Linked DNA regions of Homo sapiens: region 1 is linked to region 2. A link is a loop called in an ENCODE intact Hi-C map of the cell type or tissue named here. Cell type or tissue: thyroid gland. All regions are shown on one strand. Links, peaks and the distances in the headings refer to the core of each region. The heading gives the core; the rest is flanking DNA.

Region 1 (15,752 bases), core at 12,952-15,451, 80 kb before region 2:
ATGGTATAAGTTTCTGTTGTTATTTGCTTTTATAATTATTCATTCCTTACCTGTTAAGACATTACTGCCATTATCGCTTCGTGATGGGCTTTATGTCCTATATTAATCACCAATTTGTGTTCTACTTAAAAACAAGGTTTTGCTGGAGTTGGTATCTTGGGGTTGAGAGATTGGGGACAGGGCATATAGGGACTGACGAATAATTCTCCACAAGGAATTTGGTTCCTAACGTAAATGTAGTGTGCAAGGAAATTTACTAGAAATCAGGAGAGAAGTAAATTATATGACCTCTTCCCACTCATCCTCAAAAATCAAATTCTCTTCTCTACAAAATAATGAAAGATGACTAGGGATCAAGGTGTTTGCCCAAAAAGATTATTTTTTATGAGTACAGAGTTTCACTGTATTTTTTGCTGCTCAGATCAAGTATGAAATATATACATACACAAACCTGTTGACCACATTCACTCAATGAATAGTTATTGAGCAAGTGTGTGCCAAGTCCTGTGCCTGATTTATGGTGGAAACACTAAAGACGACCCTATCTTTGGGAAATTAATGAACAGAAGGGCATAAAACACATGAACATCTTGAGAGAAGCATTAATTTCCTAAAAACCTTCTAGCATGGGATTGGGTAATTTGATTATATTAAGAATGGCTAAAGGACCTAAGTGTATGCTAATTCTTGGACAGAGTCAGACCTGGTGGCTCACGCCTGTAATTCCAGCACTTGGGAGGCTGATGCAGGAGGATTGCTTAACACCAGGAGTTTGAGACCAGCCTGGGCAATATAGCAAGACCCCATCTCTACAAAAATACCTAAAAATTAGCCAGGTGTAGTGGCACACGCCTGTAGTCCTAGCTACTTGGGAGGCTGAAGTAGGAGGCTCACTTGAGCCTGGAGGGTTGAGGCTGCAGTGAGCAGTGATGGTGCCCCTGCATTCTAGCCTGGGTGACATCAATAACCTATCTCCAAAAAAAAGAGAAAACAATCCTTGGACAGGCTGTCATCCATAGATCCTGCAGAAGGCAAAGCTAAGATTAAATAAACTGAGACAGATTCCAGCTCATAACCAAGAAATTTTCAGAGAGTTTTCTTAATAGTTGAGCAAAATACCTTAAGACATAGTTGCCCATTATCAGAAATGGTCAGGCAAAAGCTGAGTGTCAAGGATAGTTTATTATTTTGCAGAAACATTACCTTCAGGATCAGTAAAATCATTTATTAAATGTGTGTGGTGCTGTAGTAAGAAAATATAAAGAATATGTAGATATAAAGAATATAAAGATATAAATTAGATATAAAAGTATATCTTTTATATCTATAAAGTAGATATAAAAAATATATAAAGAATATGTGGATAGAATGATGTGGAAAGAATTCCTATCATCTAGGAACTTGTAATATATTAATTTCTAAACATTTCTATATATATTTGAAGTGGATTTCATTTTTCCACCTGATTTGTTTAGATTGGGTTTGTACATTTTTATAACATTTATTGTAATTTTTTTTTTTTTGGTGGGGGGTGGTTACAAAAATAACCTGAAAGCGCAAAGAGGAAAATAGAAATTACAACCCAGTCAGGTAGAATTAACAACAGTTAACGTTTTTGGTGTACATCTTGGAGTTTTTTCTGTGAATATTTTGGAAATACTCATTTTTGTCAGCCTGTCATTTTTACTTTGCCTGCCTAGTAGGGGGGCCAGAGGCAGAAGTCATTACCAAAAGGTTAGTGTAGGTCTCTGAGGATGGAGCTTATGAACTCTGTGGGATTGAAGCGTACTTGTGAGGAGTAGCCTTTTCCCTGAATGAGCTCTTGTTGTTGCCATTCTTAGGTAAATGAAAGTGTCTGAAAATCTACATCTAGTGTTGTCAGATTTTTGCCTAGAATGTCTTGGCTTCTTTCGTTACCTCTTCTTCTTATAGCATAAGCATAATTTTTAGACTCATATTTTCATATGCCATATTTTCTGAAAACATGTATTTAAACAAAGAGTACTACATTGAACATCATCTTCATAGTAAATTGCTTTTCATTTAGCTGTTTTTATACCACAAAAAGTACATTAAAGGAAACTGAAACATTACCCAAAGCAGGTTGTAGATCCTGCAGCTGTCACCACTAAAGGGTCTGTTCACTTACAGTTATTGAATAGTCTTATTCCCGTTCAAGGAAGTGGAGAGTAGCAGAGAAAGGAACTTAGCTGCTTATTGTGCTCTATTTCCTTTTCCATGTACACAGTTCTTGCCCATTTGTTTCAGACACTAACATTAAAATGTCCCCTTCTTTACAAATAAAGCATGTTTGGACGTTGATTAAATGAGGCTTCCTTTTTAGAGGTCATTTCATTTGTTGTACAATTCATGCCTTTGTCGCTGAGCCTATAATTCCTGAAATTGGCGCTTTTTCTTTCTGTGTGTGTGTGTTTTACTTGAAATTCAGTCAAAGCTGGAAGAGGCCCTCAACTTGGCAACAGAATTCCAGAATTCCCTACAAGAATTTATCAACTGGCTCACTCTAGCAGAGCAGAGTTTAAACATCGCTTCTCCACCAAGCCTGATTCTAAATACTGTCCTTTCCCAGATAGAAGAGCACAAGGTAAGTATGATATTATGATGCTGCATTCTTTTTGAAAGCACTAATTGAAAGAAATGCCCCTTTATCTTATCTTAAGCTAAAAAAGAGCACTATTGTTCCCTCAGGTTTTTGCTAATGAAGTAAATGCTCATCGAGACCAGATCATTGAGCTGGATCAAACTGGGAATCAATTAAAGTTCCTTAGCCAAAAGCAGGATGTTGTTCTGATCAAGAATTTGTTGGTGAGCGTGCAGTCTCGATGGGAGAAGGTTGTCCAGCGATCTATTGAAAGAGGGCGATCACTAGATGATGCCAGGAAGCGGGCAAAACAAGTAAGTTGGGGAAGAAAGATACTAATTCACTGAAGAGTCTTGGGCTGCATGTATTGAGTCTCTGGGATGATTCTCAAACGTGCTGTATAGTGTGTATATTCATTCCTGTTAACTTATTTCTTATGTAATTTTAGTTCCATGAAGCTTGGAAAAAACTGATTGACTGGCTAGAAGATGCAGAGAGTCACCTGGACTCAGAACTAGAGATATCCAATGACCCAGACAAAATTAAACTTCAGCTTTCTAAGCATAAGGTAAAGCAGTTAATTGCTCTTAGGTCCCAAGCCATAGTATTCGCTAAAGCTTGTATCTTGCCAAAAATAAAAATCAGAGCTAGTAAAAAGAAAACCAATTGGTTAATGTTTAAAAGTCAAAATGATGAAGCCAGGGTTCCATTTTATATCTAGATGGTCTAATCATGATATTTGCTCATTTAAATAACAGTTTAAGGAAAGTAGTTATGGGAGTAACTAGTTAAAACTGTAGGCTTTCACAAATTGTCAGGCACTTCTATATATGGTATAAACAAAAAATTATAAATTTCTTAAGGATAAGCTATGGTTAATTTTAGTTCAAAAAAAGTGGTGATATTCATACTTTATTTGGTTTCTAGCCTGAAAACTCAAATTCTTTTGTTCCAAATCAAGATGTCGTCTGACTTTTAACACTTTTTTCTTTTCTTTCTGGAAACATAGGAGTTTCAGAAGACTCTTGGTGGCAAGCAGCCTGTGTATGATACCACAATTAGAACTGGCAGAGCACTGAAAGAAAAGACTTTGCTTCCCGAAGATAGTCAGAAACTTGACAATTTCCTAGGAGAAGTCAGAGACAAATGGGATACTGTTTGTGGCAAGTCTGTGGAGCGGTGAGCATGAATGTCCCCTTCAGGGGTCTAACCGGGATCCCAAAAGCAAGAGGTTCTTACCAGATTCTATAAAATGGTGATAAAGCTAATGCATCAGTAAGAGGTTTTGTACCATCTTAACACCACCAGTTAGTTCAAAGACTGTTATAATTTAAATAAAATGTGTAAAAATTCTCATTTTAAACTTGAACCTTATTGTATTAGAGAGAGGCCTATAAAATCAAACCAACAATAATAGATCAGTAACTCAAAAGTATTTGTAAATCATCAATTTGTAATACCAACAACTGTCTTATTGACTGCTCTTGGACACTCCAAAGCCTCTACATGCATTACCTCATTTAACCATAATGATACCTGACCTTTGCTGGGCAATTACTACTGAATATGTACCAAACAGTAGCTGATAATCATTTAATCCTCATAACCACTGAGGTGGGTACCATTTTTATTCCATTGTACAGATGAGAAAATGACCATAAAGAGGTTCTTAACTCCCCTAAGGTCACTCAGCTACCCTGTTGGCAGAGCTGAGGTTTAAACCATGGCAGTTTGGTTCTAAAAGTTGTACTTTTATCTATTTGTACCCACTATGCCATGCTAAATATTACAATATTGCTACCCTATTTGTACTTTTTTTTGTTTGTTTGTTTGAGACAGAGTCTCACTCTGTCACCCAGGCTGGAGTGCAGTGGCGCGATCTCGGCTCACTGCAAGCTCCGCCTCCCAGGTTCACGCCATTCTCCTGCCTCAGCCTCCCGAGTAGCTGGGACTACAGGCACCCGCCACCACGCCTGGCTAGTTTTTTGTATTTTTAGTAGAGAAGGGATTTCACTGTGTTAGCCAGGATGGTCTCAATTTTCTGACCTCGTGATCCACCCGCCTCAGCCTCCCAAAGTGCTGGGATTACAGGCGTGAGCCACCGCGCCTGGCATTTTTTTTTTTTTTTGTCATGTTGAGACAGGGTCTAGCTCTCTGGCCCAGGCTGGAGTGCAGAACTTACTGCAGCCTCCAACTCCTGGGCTCAAGGGATCCTCCCACCTCAGCCTCTTGAGTAGCTCAGACTATAGGCATGTGCCACCATACCTGGTTAATGTTTTTTGTTTTTGTTTTTGAGATGGAATCTCCCTCTGTCATCCAGGCTGGAGTGCAGTGGCACTGTCTCGGGTCACTGCAACCTCCATCTCCCCGGTTCAAGCAATTCTTCTTCCTCAGCCTCCCAAGTAGCTGGGACTACAGGTGCACACCACCATGCCCAGCTAATTTTTTTTAATATTTTTATTAGAGACGGGGTTTCACCATATTGGCCAGGCTGGTCTGGAACTCCTGACCTCATGATCCACCTGCCTCGGCGTCCCAAAGTGCTGGGATTACAGGTGTCAGCCACCACGCCCAGCCATTGTTTTTTATTTGAGTAGAGACAAGGTCTTGCTATTGTCCAGGCTGTTCTGTAACTCCTGACCTCAAGTGATCCTCCCACCTTGGCCTCCCAGAGTGCTGGGATTGCAAGTGTGAGCCAACACACTTGGCCTGTACTCCAATTTTTTTTTTTTATGAGGTGACTGAGGTTCAAGGAGATGAAGAAACAGCCTAGGGTCACACAACTGATACAGAGCTAGGAGTTGAACTGATTCCAGATCACTACCAAAACTATCATCTTTTACTTAGAGTGGTATATGAGGTGATTAACACAGACCTTGGGTTGTTAGGGTGTGCCTGTGTGTCACTGGGCTATAAGATGCCTAAAGGGTATCTCTACCTGTCCCCTGTGCTACCCTTAATCCATTCTAGAGGGTGGTTTGATTTAAAATGTCTCACCATCTCTCAGTCACTTTTTACTCTATTTCTTTTTTTTTTTTTTTTTTTGAGATGGAATCTCGCTCTGTCTCCCAGGCTGGAGTGCAGTGGTGCAATCTCGGCTCACTGCAAGCTCTGCCTCCCGGGTTCGCGCCATTCTCCTGCCTCAGCTTCCCGAGTAGCTGGAACTACAGGCACCCACCACCATGCCCGGCTAATTTTTTGTATTTTTAGTAGAGACAGGGTTTCACCGTGTTAGCCAGGATGGTCTCGATCTCCTGACCTCGTGATCTGCCCACCTCGGCCTCCCAAAGTGCTGGGATTACAGGTGTGAGCCACCGCGCCCGGCCTTTACTGTATTTCTAACTGTTCTAACATAGAAGTCACTCTCTATATAGGGTTCAAGCAATATTCCCTTTCAGCGAGGCAGAATTGTGGGCCATTTGTAAAAGGAATCCCTAAAAATGGTAGCGTTTGTGTGCATTTCTCAGGCAGCACAAGTTGGAGGAAGCCCTGCTCTTTTCGGGTCAGTTCATGGATGCTTTGCAGGCATTGGTTGACTGGTTATACAAGGTGGAGCCACAGCTGGCTGAGGACCAGCCCGTGCACGGGGACCTTGACCTCGTCATGAACCTCATGGATGCACACAAGGTAGGGGTGAGGTCTGGGCTACATTGGAGTGCAGTGGGTCTTCTGTATATGACTGCCTAGGGTCTTCTACATATGACTGCCTCTGCCCTTCTTTCTAGGGGAGAAAGAGAGCCTGACAGTTGCTTTGTGTGTTTAAACAAACTGTTGCTGAGATTCTGCATTAGTCACAACGAATTTACCAAAATTGGTTTGATTCAGATTTGGCAATGTGTAAACTTCACTTCAAGGTTGCGCCTCTTCCTGTTTGTTTCTCTCAGTTGAGTCACAAAATGGATCTAAATTCCAACGGAAACCCATAAGATAGCCATTTCCACTGACTCCTAAAATGGAAATGAGTGATTTTTTTTTTAAACCACTTCTGAACCTAACAATCCTAACACCAGGCACGCCAATATTTAACATAATCTCTATCTGTCATGTTGAATTATGTAATATCCTCCTGTTTCAGCACAAGCATTTAACTTTACCTTGAAATTACAACAGATTCTTATTATGTGCACAGCAGATGTTTTTATTTCCCATAATTCTGGAAACGTTAGTATAATGGTTACCATTTTACAGATGAAGAAACTGGGCCTTAAGCAACTTTTCAAAATTATGTATCTCCTAAATGCCTGAGCTAGCATTTACAGCCACATTTTCTGGTTGTTTTTTTCTTTCTTTTTTCTTTTTTTCCCCTTGAGATTGGGTCTCGCCATGTTGCCCAGACTGGTCTTGAACTCCTGGGCTCAAGCAGTCCTCTCATCTCGGCTTCCCAAAATGCTGGGATTACAGGCATGAGCCACTGCGCCCGGCCTGGTTGTTTTTTCTTATGCATTGCTCTGCCTCCCTCTATGCATAAAAGACACATGATTAGAACCTACCAAGAAAATTATTATTTCCCAGTGGTTTCTTGGACTCAAAACATTCCTTGAACAAACAAATTCTCCTATTTTCTTTTCTAGGTTTTCCAGAAGGAACTGGGAAAGCGAACAGGAACCGTTCAGGTCCTGAAGCGGTCAGGCCGAGAGCTGATTGAGAATAGTCGAGATGACACCACTTGGGTAAAAGGACAGCTCCAGGAACTGAGCACTCGCTGGGACACTGTCTGTAAACTCTCTGTTTCCAAACAAAGCCGGCTTGAGCAGGCCTTAAAACAAGTAAGGGATATTTGCTGTCCCAACCCAAGGGATAGATCTGAGTGGGTTTATTTGGTTTTTCTTTTACTAGAATCTGTTCCAGTCAGTCTTGAAATAAGTATAACAGAGTTGAAAATTGATATTCTGAATGTTCTATAAAATTTTAATATTCATTTTGAGAAATAATGAATTCAGTTGATTTTCAAAGATCTACAAATGAAAGATAACCTTTGTGGAGTTTTGATGAGGCCATGAAATGTCTGAATGAACACTGGACCCTTTCCCTAGCATGTCCCAGTATCTAGGTCCTTGGCTGCAGAGAGAGGTTGAATCTTTTGTGCTTGGTTATTTCAGGCGGAAGTGTTTCGAGACACAGTCCACATGCTGTTGGAGTGGCTTTCTGAAGCAGAGCAAACGCTTCGCTTTCGGGGAGCACTTCCTGATGACACAGAGGCCCTGCAGTCTCTCATTGACACCCATAAGGTAATCCAGCCTTGGGGTTTGGTGACCTCATGCTACCTACCACCTTGAGGGCTGCCTACCACTAAATGAAAGCAACTTTTTCTTGGAAATATCAGAGCTCACATGAAAAGGAACAAAACCAGAGTGGCCCTAGCTCATTGGTTTAGCAGGAATGAAAGGGAAGCGACTGATGGGTTTTTTGACACCTTAAACAGTAACATTCATTCTTATAAAAGTAATATATGTTGGTTGTAACAAGTTTTTTAAACATGGTATTAAGAAAAATGTTGACTATTTCATCTTCTTTACTCCTCACCTGCATACGCCTTTGTTTGCCTTATGTTACCAGCTTTAGGCCCTGATCTGATCCCCCAGCACCACTTACTAAGCTGTAGAGTATGGTGCAGTGTCTGGGGTCTCAGTCTGTCCTAATGAGGTGGGAAATGTTTCCCTTTTTAAATTTTTATGTTATCCACTCAGAGATTTTAATCATGGATTTGTTATTATATTCTGTTATGGGTATTTTTTAAAATCATGGTTTTTACAACTATAATTATATTTTTCCAATACAAATATGTTTACCAACATGAAATGAAATAGGATATAAATGAGAGTAAATGAAAAATGGGACTAAAAAAGAGAGAAACTAACTCGAATGGGAAAAGGGGGGCATACCTCTGTGTGTCCTATTCTTTGTTGTCATCTCCACCAGAGAAAGTCATTCTTGTGTAAACCCCTCACCTTCCCACATCTTTTAGAATGAAAATGCCATAAATAACTATACAGGCTTTTAGAGGTCTGCGTTAACACATGGAGGAAAAAGAAAACATTGAAATTTATCCCCCCTCAGTGTAAACTAACAGTGCTGCTAATGTAGACTTTTTACGTTTTTGTTTTCAAATCTTTTTTGTTTAGGAATTCATGAAGAAAGTAGAAGAAAAGCGAGTGGACGTTAACTCAGCAGTAGCCATGGGAGAAGTCATCCTGGCTGTCTGCCACCCCGATTGCATCACAACCATCAAACACTGGATCACCATCATCCGAGCTCGCTTCGAGGAGGTGAGTCCCTGGTTCAGAGGAGGACTGCACACGCCCAGTAAACTATCACTATAGTATAGTATAGTATTTTTCCCCCAGGTAAGGAATCTTTCACTCACTGTGAATAACTCAGCAAAAATTAAGTTAACATTTTAGTAAAGACTGTTTTCTTGGTAATGTGTGGCAACCTGGAGGAGTAGTGTTGGCATAGTGCTATGTTAATGTGACTTCCAGTGGACATGTTGTGTAGTGTCTGCTCCTTCCTGGGAAATCCTGTGTTAACAGGATGTACAGCTGACCCTTGAACAATGTGTATTTCAACTGCACAGGTCCACTTATATGCGGTTATTGTTCAGTAAATACAGTCAGCCCTCCATGTTGGTGGGGTCCACATTCACAGCCAAACATGGATAGAAAATACAGTATTCACGGGAAGCGAAGCCCATGTGTGCAGAGGGCAGACTTTTGCAGGTTGCACAAAACCAATTATAGGCCTTGAGTATGCATGGATTTTAGTATCCACAGGTGGTACTGGGACCAGTCCCCCATGGATACCAAGGAACAACTATACTAGATTTTCTTTCAGGAGGGCTGATATTTTATTCCAGCTCTTATCCCAGTTGTCACTGGGGTAATAGTGAAGCCTCTTGACTGTTTGGGTGGTCTCTCCTCTAAAAAGTCATTGTGTTGGCCGGGAGCAGTGGATCACGCCTATAATCCTAGAACTTTGGGAGGCTTGAGGCGGTCAGATTACCTGACTCAGGAGTTCAAGACAAGCCTGGGCAACATGGTGAAACCCATCTCTACTAAAATACAAAAAATTAGCTGGGTATGGTGGCACAAGTCTGTAATCCCAGTTACTTGGGAGGCTGAGGCAGGAGAGTCACTTGAACCCGGGAGGCAGAGGTTGCAGTGAGCCAAGATTGTGCCACTACACTCCAGTGTGGGTGACAGAGCGAGAGTCTGTCTCCAAAAAAATAAAATAAAAAGCCATTATGAAAATCAGATGAAAAAGGGCTTTGGAAACAAAGGGGGTATGCTTGACTGAAAGAGGCCATGGTTTCCTTCTTTTTCCACAGGTCCTGACATGGGCTAAGCAGCACCAGCAGCGTCTTGAAACGGCCTTGTCAGAACTGGTGGCTAATGCTGAGCTCCTGGAAGAACTTCTGGCATGGATCCAGTGGGCTGAGACCACCCTCATTCAGCGGGATCAGGAGCCAATCCCGCAGAACATTGACCGAGTTAAAGCCCTTATCGCTGAGCATCAGGTATCTTAACCTCACTGTGTGATCACTGGTGTTTTCCGTGTTGGGCATGGAGACCATCTCTGTTGCCCTGTGTATATGTTTTTAAATGGCTGCTTAACACATTACCACAGACTTAGCACTGTAAAACAACACATACTTACTTACCTCATAGTTTCTGTGCTTCATATACCTGGGCATGAGTTGACTAAGTCCTCTTCCTGGAGTCTCCCCAGGCAGAAATCAAGGTGTCAGCCAGTACTGCAGTCTCATCTGGAGTTCAGGGTCCTCTTTTAGGCTCACTCAGGATGTTGGCAGAATCCAGATCCTGGTGGATGTAAGACTGAGGTCTCTACTTTCTTGCTGGCTCTCAGCTAGGAGTTGCTCTTGCCTTCTAGAGGCCCCCTCAGGTCTTAGCCACACAGCCAGCCGGAGAAACTGTCCAAAGTGCTCTATGGAGTCTTGAAATGTAATGAAGAATGAAATGTAATTAAGGGAGTGAATATTCCATCATTTGCCCACACTCAAGGGAGGGGGATTACATAGAGTGTGCATACAGGAGTGGGAATCCTGGGGGCCTTTTTAGAAGTCTGCCTGCCACAGCCTGTTTTTATTGACCATCATTTGAGCCAGGGTCCCACTGGTCCCCATTATACCTGGTTCAGAAAGCTCTCTCGCATGAACCCAGTGGTCAGTGAAGGTGCACATTAGACTAAACTGAATGGAGGAAAGCTCAGGTGGGCCATCTTCATAATATATCCTTAAGAGGCAAATACTATTTTTAACCATAATCATTTATACTGAATTCAAGCGTGAATGTTGATTAGTTATACTGTAGACTATATGGTCTTTTTAGTTTATATAAACAATTACCCCAGCAAGTGAGAACTCACTATACAGATAGTCCCTGACTTACAGTCTCTCAACTTTATCATGGTTCAAAGGTTATACATATTCAGTAGAAACTATACAATTAGAGGCCAGGCGTGGTGGCTCACCCCTGTAATCCCAGCACTTTGGGAGGCCAAGGGGGGCAGATCACTTGAGGTGAAGAGTTTGAGACCAGCCTAGCCAACATGGTGAAACCCTATCTCTACTAAAAATATAAAAATTAGTCGGGTGTGGTTGTGGTTGCCTGTAATCCCAGCTACTCAGGCGGCTGAGGCAAGAGAATCACTTGAACCAGGGAGGCAGAGGTTGCAGTGAGCTGTGATCGCACCATTGCACTCCAGCCTGGGCGACAGAGCAAGACTCCATTTCAAAAAAAAAGCACTTTGAGTGCCCATCCAACCATTCTTTCACTTTGATTACATGAGATAGTCAACACTTTATTATAAAATAGGCTTTGAGTTAGATGATTTTGCCTAACTGTAGGCTAACGTGTTTTGAGCATGTTTAAGGTAGGCCAGGCTAAGCTACGATGTTCCATAGTTTAGGTGTGTTATATTTTCAGCTTAACGATGGGTTTGCCAGGATGTAACTTCATCGTAAGTCGAGGAGCACCTGTCCTTCCTGTGGGATGTACCTCCTCTCTGAGAGATTATCTTCTTCCTATTCAGTTCTTCTCCTTTCTGTTTTCCTCTCTCTCCTCTATGTCTTCAGTCTCTCCCTGTTTATTCTTTTCTCTAAAGCTTCCAGACATGTCCTTCCAACCCAGAGTTCCCCTCCTTTTTCAGCTACGCTTCTTGTTCCCTGTCTCATCTCCTTTTTTCCCATCACTCCCCAAGTCCCTGTGGTCTGGCTGACACTGTTCTGGTCACATTCTACTGGCTAAATCCAACAGAGTTTTTTCAGTCTTTATTTTGTTTGACATGTAACCTAGCTGGCTCTTCATCCCTTCCCAAAACTTCCCTTTTGACTTCTGTGTCCTTTAATCTTTGTGTTTTCCTCTGATCTCTCTGACCGTTCCTTTTTAGCCTTTTTAGCTGGTTCCTCTTCCCTGCCTATTCATCAGTGTTGTTCCCTGACGTCTCATTCTTGATGCTCTCCTCACTCTGCTAAGATTTATCTGGTCTAACAGCTTTAGCTATTACCTATAAAGCTTCTGCATCTTTTTCATCTTCAGCACTATCATCTCCTAAAGTCCAGACATACAGTAAACTAGAAGCAGTTCTAAAATTTCCACTTTATCTTTGCCCCCTTGCCTGACGTCATTTGTCCATTCCAGATCTGCCCCCCCTTTCCTCATTCAGAGGCCTGTGATGTCTGGAGTTCCTCCTTTTCCTCACATCTAGCCACTCACCAGGGCTTGTCAGTCCCACTTTCAAAATACCTCTTGGTTCCATCTTTCCTGCCCTGGCTCTGGCCCTCACCATGTTTTGCCTCAGTTGCTGCAATGGTTTCTTAACCTGTCTTCTCACTGCTAGCCACTCCCCATCCCACACTTACCCCCACCCCCACATCACTCCATGTTTTACACTGAAGCCAGAGTGATAGCTGTAAAGCATGGGTCTGATCATGTCTCTTACCTGGATCGAAATCCTTCAGCTGCCCCCTGTTGCTCTCAGAATAAATGGCCAACCCTTAGCCTGACACAGAAGCCTTTCGTGATCTGTCTCCTGCCTGCCTCTCCAACCCTGCCTCTTGCCATTCCTCTGATTGCATCCTCTGCCCAGCCAGTGAGTGGAGGGGTCCTGGTCACAGCACTGTCAGGCATCCCTGTCTCTGTTTGGGTTGCACCCTCTTCCAGGACTGCCTTCCCACCATTTGTTGACTGTTTCTTCATTGCTCAGTGTGTCAGTCCGTTTGCATTGCTATAAAGGAATTCCTGAGACTGGGTAATTTATAAAGAAAATAGGTTTATTTTGGCTTACGGTTCTGCAGGCTGTACGGGAAGCATGGTGCCAATATCTGCTTCTGGTGAGGGCTTCAGGAAGCTTAGAATCATGGTGGAAGGCAAAGGGGAGCCAGCGTGTTACATGGCAAGAGAGGGAGAGAGAGAAAGAGGAGGAGATAGCAGGCTCCTTTTAAACAGCCAGTTCTCATGTGAACTAACAGCAAGAACTCACTCATTACCATGGGGAGGGCACCAAGGCCATTCATGAGGAATTTGCCCCCATAACTCAATCACATCCCGTTAGACCCCACCTCCAGCATTGGAAATCACATTTCAACATGAGATTTGGAGGGGACAAATATCCAAACTACATCCCTCAGTAACTCAACTCAGGCACCAGCCTCCACACAGCCTTTCCTGCCACCACAGGCCGTAAAGTACCCATCCTAGCTCTTCCTTTGCCCCCATAAGAGTAAAAATACAATATTTAACTCTTTTTCCTATTTTTTGTGTTTAACAGACATTTATGGAGGAGATGACTCGCAAACAGCCTGACGTGGACCGGGTCACCAAGACATACAAAAGGAAAAACATAGAGCCTACTCACGCGCCTTTCATAGAGAAATCCCGCAGCGGAGGCAGTATGTTTCCAGCCCCCTGTGTTAGGATGCTTCATTCCTGCTAATTGAGGATGAGCACTTTCCAAATGCCTATCAAAAAAAATTATATTCCATTTTCAAAAACCGTGTTGGTTTTGAACCAAAATCTCTCATTTTTGAAACTCACTTTTCTTACATTGACAGACAGTAGCTGTACTCCATATTCTTTGGTATGATTGGTATGAAATTACGAGGTGGTTAAGCTTATTTTTTAACAGTGGCCTTTCCATTGTTTTGGTTATCAGCCCTAGCTGTTTACATTTGGCTTGTACTAATTTAATCAACACAACAGCTTCTACAGAATATGTTGCTTTTTTAGTTGAGTTAACGTGTCATCAGCTCACTAAGGTAGGACAGAATTGCTTGGAGATATGTAGGCAGCAGGTAAGTATGTGCTGGGAGGATCAGTACTTTTGGAATTAGTACACCTCCGTATCTAAATATTGCCAAGTCCCGTATTTCTTTTCTCAGTTATTGACTGGATATTATTATAAAGATCTTCTAGGTTTATACATACAGCTATTTCTCTTTGTATACTAACCAGCTGTTCTAATCTTGTGATTATTTTTCCTTTTAGGGAAATCCCTAAGTCAGCCAACCCCTCCTCCCATGCCAATCCTTTCACAGTCTGAAGCAAAAAACCCACGGATCAACCAGCTTTCTGCCCGCTGGCAGCAGGTGTGGCTGTTAGCACTGGAGCGGCAAAGGAAACTGAATGATGCCTTGGATCGGCTGGAGGAGGTAATGCCCTGCTGAGTGGCCTTCCCTGAAACAAAGTGCTTTTTTCAATCAAAACACAGCCCTTCTGAGGCTCTCTTAATGTGAACCTTGTGTCTTAATTTACTTTTTCACAATAGAAACAGACCTATACCAAGCCAGTACTCATTCTTTGAGGCCCCTGAATGAGAAAAGACACATGTGTAAGAAAACCGTTTGTGACAGAGTAGGCTAAAGCTTCTAGGTGTGGAAAGCAAGAAAACAGCCAGTCCATAATGAGGGCCAGGACCTGATCTGCCTCAGCATCTTGCTGTGGTTGGGAATCAGGAACAGAACTTTGGAAATTTATCTCCAGATATGTAGCATAGCACAAAAATGACCCTTGTTGAGCCTTTCATGTAAAAACAGATGCTACAGAATTATGAAATAGGAGTAATTTTTAATGATTTTGTTATTAGTCTTCACTTGATCATGAGAAGCAACTCTATTTTGAAGTGTCATTACCCAGTATAAAAAATATAGTACTATGCTTCCTAGTTTCTAAAACAAGCCTCTAATATCTTTTGTATTTTTTTATTTGTGCATATCAAAGCAGCTATGCCTGGAAGTGAGTGTTCTGTGTTTTGTTTATTTTTTCCTTAGGTCAGTTGACTTTTAAGCTTATTGGGTTCTTGGTGCTTTTTTCCCCCATTCCTTCTAACTTTGGAGTTTGAAAGACCAAGGGGAAACTGCTGCACTCTTTAAGTCATTTTGAGTGTATATCATTAACGTAGACTTAAGTAGCTGAAAATTGTCTTGCCCACTGCATAGGCCTGCTGTTTTCCATCAAGGCCAAATATTTAACATGGAGGTCAGATGGGCAATTTGCTCTCTGGTGCCATTCCAAAGAAACATGCTTGGATACAACATTGGGTTCCCAATGCTTCCATCCAGAACTCAGATTTTCTCATTGAAATCTCAGAAGATAGTGGTAAACACGAGCCTCCTGATATGAGCCCTATGTGTGATTATAATGCCTTTCAAAACAACATAATCGAGGAGTGCTAAGGACCTCCCTTCTGGGTTAGAATCCATTTCCTTGCATCTAAGAGAGTGATCCTTTGAAAAGCCCAAAGGGAAAGCAAGGCTGGCTTCACCCATTCTCATTCTGTGTGCTCCATATTTTCCATGGTGATTCAGTTATTGTTTCTCTTGCTATTCCATTATACCATAGCTCGTGTAAATAGTCATGGCTTTAAGTGAAAGAGCCAGATTGTGCCTTCACAAAAGAAGCAAACACATAGATTTCATTGTTGATGGCCCCTGGAAGCATGGCTTTACTGAATGTCTGAAAGTTTGGGTATGCTCTGGGCAGCTTTTGAGGGCCCAAAAAATAAATCTTATTGACACTTCTGATTTCTGTGTAGTTGAAAGAATTTGCCAACTTTGACTTTGATGTCTGGAGGAAAAAGTATATGCGTTGGATGAATCACAAAAAGTCTCGAGTGATGGATTTCTTCCGGCGCATTG
Region 2 (15,839 bases), core at 7,521-10,020:
TACTGAAAATACAAAAATTAGCTGGGCATGGTGGCGGGTGCCTATAATCCCAGCTACTTGGGAGGCTGAGGCAGAATTGCTTGAACCTGGGAGGCAGAGGTTGTAGTGAGCTGAGATCATGCTCCAGCCTGAGTGACAAAAGCAAAACTCCATCTCAAAAAAAAAAAAAAAAAAAAAAGGCTTGATTCAGACAGAGCTCCTAGGACATGTCATGGGAGCCAGTGGGCAGCCCTGGGGGAGGTTTCTGGAGACTGATAGGGCTCAGTTTCAACACCTGAAAGAGGCCATGAGGTGGCCTGGCTGGCCCAAAATCGGTGCAGGGTGAGAGGCCATCCTAGCACAGGCTGCGCACCATGACACCACACTGCAGTTTCCAGGTAGGCCTGGGGTTGGGGAGGAGGAAGTAGGAGCCACCCCTGGCTTGTTTCTCCCCAGCACCAAGCACATCCGCTGACTAAAGAAGCGCCCTGTGTGCTCCTCGGTAATACAGTTCTGTTGGTTCAGGAAGTGCATAATGAGTGCCAGGTCAGTGAGACTGATTACAAATGTCCATCAGGCACAAGACCAGCTGGTGTGAGAGCAGGAATGGTAACTGACCAGAAAGAAAAGACACAGGCACTTTTACATGGCTTTGACTTCTACTGCCCCACAATGGGCTGCCGAGGGCATCTCCTAAGGGACTTGGCCTAAGAGAGAAGAGCAGCAGCCGAGATGCTATGGCCTGTCCCAGCAGCAACCTCTGAAAACACCTGGGACCTGGCTGGCAGGCAGCAGTATAAGAACTAGAATTTATTTTAGCAAACCAAAGAGAACAAAACATCCAGGAGCCACATTGGTGGGCCCACAGCAGACCCAGCAGCAAATGCCGAGAAAAGTGGTGGTTGGAGAAGGAGCACCTGTGCTGGTTCGTGGGCCCACAGCTGCACTTGGGAACAGTCCAGGCTGTGCCTACAGAGGTGCTCCAAGCTGACCCTAAGGTGGGCCTCATGCCACAAATCCTGCTTGCTTCAAATAGGGCACCCTCGGTGCTGCCTCCTCTGAGGCTGGCAGCTCCTTCCTGGATGTGCAGGGGCAAGAGCAGAGTGGAGAGCAGAGAGAGTGCCGCCTCACACATACTCCCCACAGTTGCCAATGATCACCTTCTGCCTTGGCTTCCCATCCTTGCCTTTGCAGACAGAATAGAAGAGGGGACACTCAGGGGAGTGAAGGAGCAGAATAAAGACAGACTTTAGGGACATCCACCCCTACCTGCCCCCTGGGGACACTGGCCCTAACAGTGGTGGAGCTCACAATCTAGTGAAATACAGCCACCCAAAAAAGATGTGGATTCATCTCAGGAATGCAAAGTTGGTTTAACATCTAAAAATCAATCAATGTAATAGACAATTATCAATAGTATAAAGAACAAAAACCACATAATCATCTCAGATACAGAAAAAGCAGTAGACAAAATCCAACACCTTTTCATAATGAAAACTCAATAAACTAGGAGTGGAAGGGGGAACTTTCTCAATCTGATAAAAGGTATCAACAGAAAACTACATGTGAAAGACAAGATGCTTTCCCCCTAAGGTCAGGAACAAGACGAGGATATCTGCCCTTGACACTTCTATTCAACATTGTACTGAAGGTTCTAGCCAGGGTAATTAGGTGAAAAAAATGAAATGAAAGGCATCCAATCGGCAAGGAAAATGTAAAGCTATTTCTATTTGCAGATGACACACTCTTGCATATAGAAAATCCTAAAAAATCCACAAAAAAAACTATTAGAACTAATAAACAGGCCGGGCATGGTGGCTCACGCCTGTAACCCCAGCACTTTGGGAGGCCAAGGTGCGCGGATCACAAGGTCAGGAAATTGAGACCATCCTGGCTAACACGGTGAAACCCCATCTCTACTAAAAATACAAAAAATTAGCCAGGCGTGGTGGCGGGCGCCTGTAGTCCCAGCTACTCAGGAGGCTGAGGCAGGAAAATGGCGTGAACCTGGGAGGTGGAGGTTGCAGTGAGCTGAGATCGTGCCACCGCACTCCAGCCTGGGCGACAGAGTGAGACTCCATCTCAAAAAAAGAAAAAAAAAAGAACTATTAAACAAGTTTAGCAATGTTGCAGAATACAAAATCAATATACAATTGATTATATATATTTTTGTAGAGATGAGGTCTCATTATGTTGACTCGGGCTGGTCTCAGACTCCTGGACTCAAGTGATTTTCCCACTTCAGTCTCCCAACGTGCTGGGATTATGAGTGTGAACCACCATGCCTGGCCTGTTTTGTGGTTTTCAAAGTATAAGCTGTATACATCTTTTAAACTTATTCCTAAATATTTTATTCTTTTTTATGCTATTGTAAGTATAATTGTTTTTCTTTTTATTCTGTTTTCAGGTTGTTCATTGCTGATGTATAGAAATATAATTGCTATATCTACGGCCAGGCACGGTGGCTCACACCCGTAATCCCAACACTTTGGGAGGCCGAGGCGGGCAGATCACAAGGTCAGGAGATCGAGACCATCCTGGCTAACATGGTGAAACCCTATCTCTACTAAAAATACAAAAAATTAGCTCGGCGTGGTGGCGGGCGCCTGTAGTCCCAGCTACTCAGGAGGCTGAGGCAGGAGAATGGCGTGGACCCGGGAGGTGGAGCTTGCAGTGAGCTGAGATGCTGCCACTGCACTCCAGCCTGGGCGACATAGCAAGACTCTGTCTCAAAAATAAGAAAAGAAATATAATTGCTATATATATATGTGTGTGTATTTTTTTTAGAAGAGTCTTGCTCTGTTGTCCAGGCTGGAGTGCAATGGTGCAGTCACAGCTGTCTACAAAAATATTTTTTAAAATTAGCCAGGTGTGGTGGTGTGTGCCTATAGTTCCAACTAGTTGTAAAGCTGAAACATAAGGACCACTTGGGTACAGGAGTTCCAAGACTGTGGTGAGCTGTGATTGCACCACTGCACTCCAGCCTGGGCAATACAGTGAGACCCTGTCTAAAAAAAAAAAAAAAAGAATGAGAGAAACTATTTGCAAATTATACATCTGATAAGAGACCTGTATCTAAAATATTTAAAGAATTCTGACTCGCTAGGCATGGTGGCTTACATCTATAATCCCAGCATTTTGGGAGGACAAGGTGGCAGGATTGCTTGAGCCCTGGAGTTCGAGACCAGCCTAGATAACATAGCAAGACCCCATCCCAATTAAAAAAAAAAAAAAAAGAAAACCAAAGAACATTACTGAAAAACACTGAAGAAGACCTAAACAAATGAAAAGATATCCTGTGTTCATGGATCAGAAGACTTAATATTGTTAAGATGATGATACTCCTAAATTCTTCACATTCAGTGCAATCTGTATTAAAATCCTAGCTGGCTTTTTTCATACGAGTTGATAAGCTTATCCCAAAATTCTTAAGAAATGTAAGAGACTCAGGATAACCAAAACAATCTTGAAAGGAAAAACAAAGTTGGAGGACTCGCATTTCCAGAATTAAAAATTTACTACAAAGCTATGGAATTTAAGACACAGTAGTAATGGCCTAATAACAGACATACAGATCAACAAAATATAATTTAGAATCCAGAAGAAACCCTTACATTTATGGTCAACTATATTCACCAAGGATACCAAGACAATTAAACAGGAAAAAAACTAGCCTTTTCAACAAATGGTGCTAGGACGACTGAAAATCCACATGTAAAAGAGTAACGCTGGACCACTTTCCTCACACTATACACAAAAATTAACTTCAAATGGAGTAAAGACTTCAGTGTAAGAGAGAAAACCATAAAATACTTAATAGAAAGTGTAGGAGTAAATCTTCATAATCACTACACCAAAAGTACAAGTGACAAAAAAAGATAAATTAGACTTTATCAAAATTAAAATATTTTGTGCTTCAAACGACGCCATCAAAAAAGTGAAAAGACAACCTATAGAATGAAAGAAAAGGCCGGGCGCAGTGGCTCACGCCTGTAATCCCAGTACTTTGGGAGGCTGAGGCGGGTGGATCACTTGAGGCTAGGAGTTTGGGACCAGCCTGGGGAACGAAGTGAGAGCCCCATCTCTACAAAAAATAAGAAAAAATTAGCCAGGCATTGTGGTGCATGCCTGTAGTTCCAGCTACTTAGGAGTCTGAGACAGAGGGATCACTTGAGCCCAGGAATTTGAGGCCACAGCAAGCTGTGACTGTGCCACTGCACTCCAGTCTGGTCAACAGAGCAAGACCCCGTCACTACAAAAATAAAAAAAGAAGGACTCTTGACTATATTTGGTCAGGTGTGGTGACTCATGCCTATAATCCCAGCACTTTGAGAAGTGAAGGCAGGCGGATCACTTGAGGCAAGCCTGGGCAACACAGGGAGACCCTGTCTCTACAAAAAATAAAATTAGCTGGGCCTGGTGGCATGCACCTGTAGTCCCAGCTACTTGAAAGGCTGAGACAGGTGGATCACTTGGGCCCAGAGGGTCAAGGCTGCAGTGAGCTGTGATCACATCACTGCACTCCAGGCTGGGTGACAGAGTGAGAACCTGTCTCAAAAAACAAAAAACAAAAGAATTCTTACTCAACAATAGAAAGACAAATAATCCAATTAAAAATTGGTAAAGGGTCTGAAGAGACATTTTTCCAAAGAAGATATAGAGAAGGCCAATAAACACATGAAAAGATGCTCAACATCATTAACTAGCACGGAAATGCCAATCAAAACCACAATGAGATACCACTTCACATCACTAGGATAGGTCTAATAAAAAAAGAAGGATAATCACAAGTGTTGGTGAGGGTATAGAGGCATCAGAAACATCATACACTGCCGTTAAGAATGCAAAATGGGGCAGTGGCTCATGCCTGTAATCCCAGCACGTTGGGAGGCCAAGGCGGGCGGATCACAAGGTCAGGAGATCAAGACCATCCTGGCTAACACGGTGAAACCATGTCTCTACTAAAAATACAAAAAAATTAGCCAGGCGTGGTGGTAGGCGCCTGTAGTCCCAGCTACTCGGGAGGCTGAGGCAGGAGAATGGCGTGAACCCGGGAGGCGGAGCTTGCAGTGGGCTGAGATTGCGCCACTGCACTCCAGCCTGGGCAACAGAGTGAGACTCCATCTCAAAAAAAAAAAAAGAATGCAAAATGGTACAGCCACTTCAAACAGTCTGGTCGTTTCTCAAAACATTAAAAATAGTTATCAGCCAGACACGGTGGCTCATGCCTGTAATCTCAGCACTTTGTGCAGATCACTTGAGGCCAGGAATTCGAGACCAGCTGGCCATCATGGCAAAGCTCCGTCTCTACTAAAAATACAAAAATTAGCCGAGTATGGAGGTGCATGCCTGTAATCCTAGCTAGGGGAGGCTGAGGCAGGAGAATCTCTTGAACCAGGGAGGTGGAGGTTGCAGTGAGCCGAGATTGTGCCACTGCACTCTAGAGTGAAATTCTGTCTCAAAAAAAAATAAATAAATAGTTATATAACCCAGCATTTCCAATTCTATGGCTACATCTAAGAGAAATGAAAACATATGTCTACACAAAAATTTGTATGTGAATGTTCACAGTGGCATTATTTGTAATAGCCAAAAAGTAGAAACAATCTATCAACTTATGAATGGATAAACAAATGTGGGGTGCAGACAGTGGGTATTAATTGGCAATAAAAAGGAATGATGGGGCCGGAGGCGGTGGCTCACGCCTGTAATCCCAACATTTTGGGAGGCCAAGGTGGGCAGATCACGAGGTCAGGAGATCGAGACCATCCTGGCTAACACGGTGAAACCCCATCTCTACTAAAAATACAAAAAATTAGCCAGGCGTGGTGGCGGGTGCCTGTGGTCCCAGCTGGGAGGCTGAGGCAGGAGAATGGTGTGAACCCAGGAGGCGGAGCTTGCAGTGAGCCGAGACTGCACCACTGCAATCCAGCCTGGGTGACAAAGTGAGACTCCATCTCAAAAAAAAAAAAAAAAAAAAAAACCAAAAACCAAAACAAAAAGAAAAAAAAGGAATGATGTACTGATACATGCTACAACATGGATGAACCTTGAAAACATTATGCTAAGTGAAAGAAGACACTCACAAAAGCCTACATATTGTATGATTCCACTTATATTAAATGCCTAGAATGGGAAAATCCATAAAGACAGAAAGTAAATTCGGGTTTCCCAGGGCAGGGGACCAACAGGATAAGTAGCAACTGCTAAAGGGTATGAAGTTTCCTTTTGGGGGATAAAATGTTCTAAAATTATTTGTGGTGATGGTTGCACAACTCTGTGAATACATTAAAAACCATTAAAATGTGTACTTTAAGTGGGCAAACTGGATGGTATGTAAATAATATCCTACTAAAGCCGTTAAAAAAAAAAGATAATTACACTACAAAATGGCAAAGCCCAGTGACAGAGACATTTGTGCATAGAATGGGAGCACTAGAGTCACCTAAGTGTTTGTGAAAAAGAGAAACAGATACTCACACAAACACTCATCATGAAGGCTTTCTGAAGGAGGTGATGTCTGAGTTCAGTCTAAAAGGCCTGGGGCCAGGCACCGTGGCTCACGCCTGTAATCCCAGCACTTTGGCAGGCCAAGGCAGGAGGATCACTTGAGTCCAGGAATACAAGACCAGCCTGGGCAACAGAGAAAAATCCCATCTCTACAAAAAATTTAAAACTAGCCAGGTGTGGTGGCATGTATCTATAAGTCCCAGCTACTTGGGAGGCTGAGGCAGGAGGATTGCTTGAGCCCAGGAGGTTGAGGCTGCAAGTGAGCCAAGATCATGTCACAGCACTCCAGCTTGGGAGACAGAGCAAGACTCTGCCTCAACAACAACAAAACAAACAAATAAAAAGCCTGGGTTTGCCAGGGGACTAGGGGGCGTAGGATAAGGAGCTACATCTCGTTGTGGCAATAAGAAACCCCCCTCTTCATGGCTGGGCCTCTAGACTGGGTACGCCCTTCATATGAGGACCATGTCCTATTCTACTCTTTTTGTTTGTTTTTTGAGACATGATCTCACTCTGTCATCCAGGCTGGAGTGCTGTGGCCCAATCATAGCTCACTGCAGCCTCAACCTCCCAGGCTCAAGCGATTCTCCCACCTCAGCCTCTCGAGTAGCTGTGACCAGGCACACACCACCATGCCCAGCTAATTTTGTAATTTTTGTAGAGACAGGGTTTTGCCATGTTGCCCAGGCTGGTGTCAAACTCCAGGGCTCAAGCAATCTGCCTGCCTAAGCCTAAAGTGCTGGGATTACAGGCACGAACCACCGCACCTGGCCCCATTCCACTCGATTCCCAGAGTCAATCAGGGAGCCTGGCACATAAAAAAGCAGCCTGTCAATAGCTTTTTTTTTGAGACGGAGTATTGCTCTGTCGCCCAGGCTGGAGTGCAGTGGCGTGATCTTGGCTCACTGTAACCTCTGCCTCCTGGGTTCAAGTAATTCTCCTGCCTCAGCCTCCCAAGTAGCTGAGACTACAGGCACCCGCCACCACGCCTGGCTAATTTTTTTGTATTTTTAGTAGGGACGGAGTTTCACCATGTTGGCCAGGCTGGTTTCTAACTCCTGACCTCAGGTGATCTGCCGGCCTCGGCCTCCCAAAGTGCTGGGATAATAGGCATGAGCCACCACGCACAACCAATAGCTTTTTAAAATAAATATTCAAATATTTATTGCATGCTTGCTGTGTGCCAGACACCGTTCCAGAATACAATGGTGAACAAGAAAGCCTAAGTCCTGCCCTCACGAGGCTGACATGGGAGAAAGGGAGACAGAAAATAAATAAGTAAAATAATAAATGTATAACACAATTTCAGGTAATAAGCGTAAGAAGAAAACTGAAGCTGATTAAAAAGAAGAGTGAGGTGGCAGGAAAGCCTGTTTTAGGGAGAGGTCAGGGTAGGCCTCTCAGCCAAGGGGACACATGGGTGGCATCTGAAGGAAGTGGGTGTGAACCATCTGGACAGTGGAGGAAGAACATTCCATGAGAGAAAAGGGCATGTGCAAAGGCCCTGAGGCAGGAGTGAGCTCAGCATGTCTGAGGAACAGCGAGACTGCCTATGGATGCAGAGGGCGAGGGGCAGCACATCCTAGGGGCACAGAGAGGTGCCAGGACCCAAGGTGGGTTAACCCTGTAGGACAGCGTCCCCACGCACAGCGCAGGATGGGTCAGCAGGAGGATGATGTGATCAGATTTATGATTAAAAACAATCACTCTGACTGCCAAGTGAAGATCAGACTATGAGGGTGAAGAAGCCAGGCTGGAAACAGGACTTGGTGGTCGTGGGGGAAGGGTGAAGAGTAGCTGGGCCAGGAGATGACCTGAAGTCAGATAGATGTGGCCTGCAGGTGATGCAGGAGTCCATGATGACGCCTAAGTTTCTGACCAAGCAGCTAAGTGGATGGTGGAGTCATTTACTGAAACAGGGAAAAGGGGGAGGAAGGGTGTGGGGGAGAAGGCCAAGGCCACATTTTGGACATGTGAAGTGTGAGATGCTCGTGGGATATCCAGCAAAGGTGAAAGGTAGGTGGTTGGACAGGAGTCTGGAGCTCAGGGAGCCATCAGCATGGTGACCCATGTGGACAAGCTTAACTCGGTGATTTCACTGAAAGTCCTGGGACTGGGCGGCGTGATTGCCCAGGGCATGGGTTCTCAGTGGTATCATACTGCCCCCTAGGGGCTACCAGAAACTGCAGTCTATTTTTGGTGGTCAGTAATACGGTGCTACTGGCATTGGAAGGAAGGGATCAGGGAGGGACTCTAGATGTCCTGCAGTCTCCTACGTAATGGAGAGTTACTCTAAATCCTGGACTTTCAAAAGCCCTGAATAACATTCATGTAGATAAGAAAAATCTATTTATAATGATCTGAGCCTACACCCTAACTCCATGTTCCATATAAATCCAAAGAATTATTTTTTTGTATCAAATTTTTCCAGAAATCAACCCATCCTGTCACTTTTCATTTCTTTTTGCTCAGAATTTTACCAAGAGATTTTTACTATTTCAAAACATCATGTTACTTTGATTCTGCCAAAACAACACACCTGAATCAGTCCACACTACTAAGTGCAGCTCTAGGCAGAAGTACACATGTTCAAGTACTTCATACATGTAGTTGCTTCCAAGCATTTGAATACTGAAATGCATATTATGTTATTACAAATTGTTTTCCTTTAATTTCCCTTTATATTACAACTATGAAATAATACTGTGGGGTTTTTCGTTTGAGACAGAGTCTCACTCTGTCACCCAGGCTGGAGTCCAAATGGTGCAATCTTGGCTCATTGCAACCTCTGCCTCCCCAGCTCAAGCCATCCTCCTACCTCAGCCTCCTGAGAAGCTGGGACTATAGGTGTTCACCAAGATGCCTGGCTGGTTTTTGTATTTTTTGTAGAGATGGGGTCTTGCCATGTTGCCCAGGCTGGTCTCAAACTCCTGGGCTCAAGCAATCCTCCCACCTCGGCCTCCCAAAGTGCTGGGATTATAGGCGTGAGCCACTGCACCCAGCCAATACCGTGTTTTTAATTAGGCATTCACTGGAAGGGTGCAGAGCTGTGACTTCCATCTCAGCACACTAGAGCATGAGCTGTAAGAGGCAGGTGCTAGGGTAAAAGGGTGAGAACTATTGAGGTAAAGAGTGAATACAGATACAGAAAAGCCATGGTGAGCACTGGGTCCCTCCAAAAATTTAGAGACTAGGAGGAGGAAGAGACAAGGGAAGAGACTGAGGGAAGACACCATGGGGCAAAAGGTAGGAGAAGAGGGAGGCCACCATTGTCACAGGAAGGCAAGCAGGCCAGGCAGGAGAGAATGATGCAGGCAGGGGAGTAGATCTGGCTGCAGGAAGACTAAATAGTTCTCTTCTGATTGTTTCTATAAATAAGCGACACCATCAGCTGAGAGGGAGAGTGTATGAAGCAATGCTGGAGGGCTGAGGAGTGAAGAAAAGGCGTGTTTTCCAGTCAGACGATGGATGACAAGTACCTCCAGCAATCTGGGAGGACCACTGGGCATTGCTCAAGGTGCCCTTAAGACCTGAGCTCCTCAACTCAAGAGGGACCAGATAGCTCAGGGCTGTGCTTTTCTCTAGCACACAGAGTTCTGCACTACGTAAGAAGGAGCACGAGAGAGGCAGCGGGATCCTTGGCAAGAGGAAGGAGAGTGCATGCAGCGACGGCGCGTGAGATGTGAGTGAGGCAACAGGGCAGTGTGGTGTGGGTGGATGGGCAGCGCATCTATGAGTCTAGGACACGTGCCAACCATGAAAAGCCCCAAAAGGATGACGTGCTGTCACATGAGGAAATCTGAATATGCACTGCAGTTGAGAGAATAGTATTGTAGCAGTGTTTGTTTTCTGATTTTGAGAACTATGTCCTGGTAACATTAAAAATACCCTGTTTCTTATGAAATACATGCTGAAGTATTTAGTGGTAGAGGAACATGAACTCTCCAACTTACTTTCAAATGGCTCTAAAAAAATACGCACTGTCTATAAAAATACACAGAAGGAGAATAAATAGGAAATGATGTTCACCAATATAAACAACTGGTGAACTTGAGTAAATGCCAGCAAAGGTGTATGGGGTTCATCGCACTATTCTTGTAACTCTTCCGTGAGCTTGACATTACATAAAATAAAAAGTTACAAAAACAATAACAAGACACCCCTGTAGGAGCAGACCCAGGCGTCTATGCTTCTTCCTCTTTTAATGAAAGGAGACAAATGGGAACTGAAATAACCCAAAATAAAAAACAGAAAAGCTTTTCAAAGCCCAAAGCTAACTCCACCCTAGCAAGGCTGAACGGTTCTCCTGTGTCTGGTAGCTGGGTCTCCTCCAGATTCCCTGTTTCTCAGCCAGAACCACGGCTCATCCTTCCACCCTGCACGGCCAGCTGCCCTCGCCCAGCCTCCCTTGTCACCACACGATGAGTGGTTCCTACCTGGTCCTGTGTGTTTGAAGATAAAGTTTTCATCATCAAATTTCTTCTTGTAGATGGACTTACCCCTGGTGCCACCGTGGTTTGTGAAATCACTGCCCTGGCAAATGAACTGGGGGATAATGCGGTGGAAGCTGCTTCCCTTGAAGCCGAGTCCTTTAAATGGGTGCACATGTAGAGAAAATTCTCTGGGATTGAGAAAGAGAAAAGTGCTGAGGTAAGAATATCTAACTAGATAATTAAAACTCCAGCTCTCTGTAACATGCCATCTCTACAAAAATAAAAATAATCATTTGGGTCCCAGCCACGGTGGCTCATGCCTGTAATCCCAGCACTTTGGGAGGCCAAGGTGGGTGGATCACCTGAGGTCAGGAGTTCGAGACCAGCCTGGCCAACATGGCAAAACCCCATCTCTACTAAAAATACAGAAACTAGCTAGGCATGGTGGCACACTCCTAGGTGACAAAGTGAGACCCTGTCTCTGAAATAAAATACACACACACCCCCAAACTCCAGCTCTCCAAATCTAAAAAAGTACATAGTACCTTTATTTAAACTAAATGCTTAAGTGTGGAAGTGGCACACAAATAGATAGAACAGACTAGGTGAAAAGAAGAGAAAGTCCCGAATAGACCCAGAAACGTATGAAAATTCAGTATTTCAGCTAGGCATGGTGGCTCACATCTGTAATCTCAGTACTTGGGGAGGCCAAGGCAGGAGGATTGCCTGAGCAGAGGAGTTGGAGACCAGCCTGGGCAACACGGCAAGACCTCATCTCTATTAAAATATATACATAGGCCAGGTGCGGTGGCTCGGGTCTGTAATCCCAGCACTTTGGGAGGCCGAGGTGGGTGGATCACCTGAGGTCAGGAGTTCAAGACCAGCCTGACCAATGTGGTAAAACCCTATCTCTAATAAAAATACAGAAAATTAGCTCGGCATGGTGGCATGTGCCTGTAATCCCAGCTACTCGGGAGGCTGAAGCAGGAGAATCACTTGAACCCGGGAGGCAAAGGTTGCAGTAAGCTGAGATCATGCCATTTTACTCCAGCCTGGGCAACAAGAGTGAAATTCCGTCTCAAAAAAAAAAAAAATATATATATATATACACACACACACACACACACATATACAAAAATGTATATATATGTGTATGTATGTATATGTGTGTGTATATATGCATATATATGTGTGTGTGTGTGTGTGTGCGTGTGTATATATATATATATATATAAAGGAATTAAATATTTCATAAAGCTTGGCATCTTAAATCACTGGGTCAAAGATGGACTTTCTATAAACTGGTCTTAGGACAACTGAATAAACATTTGGACTCCCCCACCCAATTATGCTAGGCAGCGATGACCTGAGAAGGTATATAATGACCAGGAGCTCAAATCCCCACAGACAAAGGTCTAGGTCACCCCACCTGATAAGCCATTTAGATTAGCAGAGGAACCAGCTGAGGTGAGGATGAGAGGTATCTAAAATGGATAGCAGAGGAGGGAGGCCAGGCGCCGTGGCTCACACCTGTAATCTCAGCGCTTTGGGAGGCAGAGGTGGGTGGATCACCTGAGGTCAGGAGTTCAAGACCAGCCTGGCCAACATGGTGAAGCCCTGTCTCTACTAAAAATATAAAAACCAGCTGGGCATGGTGGTGGGCGCCTGTAATCCCAGCTACTCGGGAGGCTGAAGCAGGAGAATCACTTGAACCCGGGAGGCGGAGGTTGCAGTGAGCCAAGATCATGCCATTGTACTCCAGTCTGGGATTACTAATAGTAATATGAGTATATTTTTCAGAGACATAGCAATAAAAGCCCAAATAATTAAAATAGTTAAAAGAAATGAATGTTGCCTCTGGCAGGGCAGAAAAATTATGTTGGGGGAGCAGAAGAATGTTTTATTATAGAACGATTTTCTTTAAACTATGTGCAATTATGACTTTAAGAAACATTTTTAAAAGCTAGATTAAGACAAAAAAGATTATGGGTAAAAAAAGGTCATCATGAATACTTAAGAAAAAAAGGAAAACACAACTGTCAATTGTAGCTACCTCTGGGAGATGGGCTGAATAGTAAGGAGAGAAAGTTTTAGTTTCTGATTGATACCCTTAAAAATAGTACTTTTCTGGCTGGGTGCGGCCGCTCATGTCTGTAATCCCAGCATTTTGGGAGGCCGAGGTAAGAGGATCACTTGAGTCCAGTTCAAGACCAGACTGGACAACATGGCAAAACCCACCATCTCTACAAAAAAAAATACAAAAGGGCTGGGTGCGGTGGCTCATGCCTGTAATCCCAGCACTTTGGGAGGCCGAGACGGGCAGATCACAAGGTCAGGAGATCGAGACCATCCTGGCTAACATGGTGAAACCCCGTCTCTATTAAAAATACAAAAAAATTAGCTGGGCGTGGTGGTGGGCACCTGTAGTCTCAGCTAATTGGGAGGCTGAGGCAGGAGAATGGCGTAAACCTGGGAGGCGGAGCTTGCAGTGAGCCAAGATTGCGCCCCTGCACTCCAGCCTGGGCAACAGAGCAAGACTCCGTCTCAAAAAAAAAAAAAAAAAAATTAGCTGGGAAACATAGTGAAACCTCCATCTGTACAAAAAACAATAAAAAATTGGCTGGGCATGGTGGTGCATGCCTGTGGTCCCAGCTACTTGGGAAGCTGAGCTGGGAGGATCACTTGAGCCTGGAAGGTTGAAGCTGCAGTAAGCCGTGATCACATCACCGCACTCCAGCCTGGGCAACAGAACTAGATCCTGTCTCAAAGAAAAAAAAAATAGCATTTTTTCCAGTGAAGACACTTGGCAAATAACTCCTTAACCAAGTCAACAAAATTAACATTGCAAATATCTGAAATAACATCATGTACTTCCTCAAACGATGCACTAACACACTGCTTCTGTGCTATTGATGCCAAAACACATAACCTCAATCTAATCATGAGGAAGTACTAGGCAAATACAAACTGAGGAGCACCCTTAAACACAACTGGCCTATTCTCTTCAAAGATGTCAAGATCAAAAAAGACAATGAAAAATTAAGAAACGGTTTCAAATAAAAGGAGACTAAAGAGACTTGACAACTAAATCAACATGGGAATCCTTGTCAGGGAAGAAAAATTGCTAAAAATTACTAAAAAGGACAATATTGGGACAAGTGATAAAATTTGAATATAGCTCATCACTCAATGTTACATTTTATAATTTTGATAGTTGTACTCTGATTAGGCAAGGGAATATTCTGGTTCTTAGGAAATATATACTGAAGTATTTGGCAGTAAAGGTGCATGGTCTTCAACTTCTCGACTGGAACAGGGGAAAAATACATATACGCATCTGTGTGTAATGTATGTAAAGAAAATGATAAAGCATACAGGGCAAAAAAAGGAAATTAATGAGTAGGTAAAGGATATATGAGAGTTCCCCTAACTGCTTTTTTTCTTTTTTCTTTTTCTTTTTTTTTAAGACAAGGCCTTGCTCTATTGCCCAGACTGGAGTGTGGTGGTGCAATTATGGCTCACTGCAGCCTCAACCTCCTGGGCTCAAGCAATCCTCTTGTCTCAGCCTCCCAAATAGCTGGAACTATAGGCACATCGCACTATACCCGTCTAACTTTGTATTTTTTGTAGAGATGGAGTCTTTTGCTGTGTTGCCCAGGCTGATCTCAAACTGCTGGACTCAAGTGATCCTCCCACCATGGCCTCCCAAAGTGCTGAGATTACAGGTGTGAACCACTGCACCTGGCCCCTTGAAATATTCTTACAGAATTCTTATTCTATATATCTGTAAGTTTGAAAATATATCCAAATAAAATTACAAAAAAAAAAAAACCCAACAATAAAACCAAACCAGAGGATAATTAAAACTGTTTAGAACTTTTAGTTGCCTACCCTTTCTAATGGCTCTAAGCCTTTATAGAGCTTCAAAAATGCCTGCTGTGCCTCATTTGTTACTAGATGCTGGGATCTGAGACGCCTCAGATGGAAATAGTGTTAAGGGCCCAGGACCCCAGGTAGCTTCCTCCCCATCTTGTTCAGCCACCAGTGTCCCACCGTCCTGACCATGGTGTCCCGCTCACCTGTGGTCATGGGCACGACGTCGGAACGCAGGAGGGTTTGGATGCAGCCAGCCGGCTTGTTCCCAATCTTGATGTCCATGTACACCTGAGGATTTGACTAGGCCTTTTTTAGCAGTGGGCTCTCCCTAGGTGCAGAAGAAATTGCTAGAGAGCTCCCTGATGCCCCAAGTAGGAGTGCGAGTATTCTACACACCCACCCAGAACACAACTCCAGTGAGTAGGCTGGAGCAAGTGCTGATGAGGAAGGCCTTGGGCCCTGACAGGGCTGCAGAAGGCAGGAGCCACGGCCGTAGCACCCAGCTGGATGCCCAGTGACGGGAGACCTCAGCACTGTCTAACCTGAGGCCCACACACAGGCATGTTATCTCATCAGACTCACCCTCAGAAGCATCAGTTTCCTTCTCCTGCCCCGCAGTCCCAGAACAGCGCTTTTCTTGCCCATGATCCACAACTCTCAACATCTTCAAATGCCAGCTCCAATCTACCCACTGTCTTCCAATTAAACGAAACCATCCATGTGCCACCCCCTCCTCCCTCTAGACTTGGCCCTGCACATATGCTGGCTGGCTACATGGAAGCAACCGGGCAGCCCTCTTGCTCAGGCCTGAGGGCAAGTTTTCAGAAGATAGTGGAGGATGCTGGGCCTTTTTGCTTTGTGCTCCAAGACAAGACTGGATAGAGGATAAATATAACATTCAATACAAACCTTCCCATTTGTGTGATAGAGAAAACTCTATTTTTTCATTTGCTTGTTTTTGGAAAGGGAGTCTTGCTCTGTCGCCCAGACTGGAGTGCAGTAGCGCGATCTCAACTCACTGCAACCTCCGCCTCCTGGGTT

What was found. Hi-C counts contacts between places; a loop is a spot of excess contacts. Peaks named below come from ENCODE experiments on the same cell type or tissue, not always from the same donor. Only the 100,000 strongest peaks of a DNase experiment are listed, where the experiment ranks them.
Region 1: a loop joins it to region 2, with 1.9 times the contacts of the local background. A loop is called at or near these places in 6 of 110 quality-filtered maps.

The regions. Positions count from the first base shown.
Region 1 is chr1:39,444,983-39,460,734 of GRCh38, forward strand. It overlaps MACF1 (microtubule actin crosslinking factor 1), which reads left to right. Exons shown (of 101, transcript NM_001394062.1): 81 at 2,450-2,605; 82 at 2,710-2,916; 83 at 3,051-3,170; 84 at 3,612-3,781; 85 at 6,070-6,229; 86 at 7,174-7,368; 87 at 7,702-7,830; 88 at 8,725-8,868; 89 at 9,927-10,115; 90 at 13,388-13,508; 91 at 14,104-14,267; 92 at 15,650-15,752. Among named protein-coding and RNA genes, the nearest start is that of BMP8A, 39 kb to the right of the region's middle. In thyroid gland, for the core only: no CTCF peak of the experiment used is centred there; a DNase peak (open chromatin) is centred at 14,219; H3K27ac peaks cover 2,304 bases.
Region 2 is chr1:39,530,732-39,546,570 of GRCh38, forward strand. It overlaps the pseudogene PPIEL. Among named protein-coding and RNA genes, the nearest start is that of PABPC4-AS1, 26 kb to the right of the region's middle. In thyroid gland, for the core only: a CTCF peak has its summit at 8,658 (motif pointing left); a DNase peak (open chromatin) is centred at 8,610; H3K27ac peaks cover 666 bases.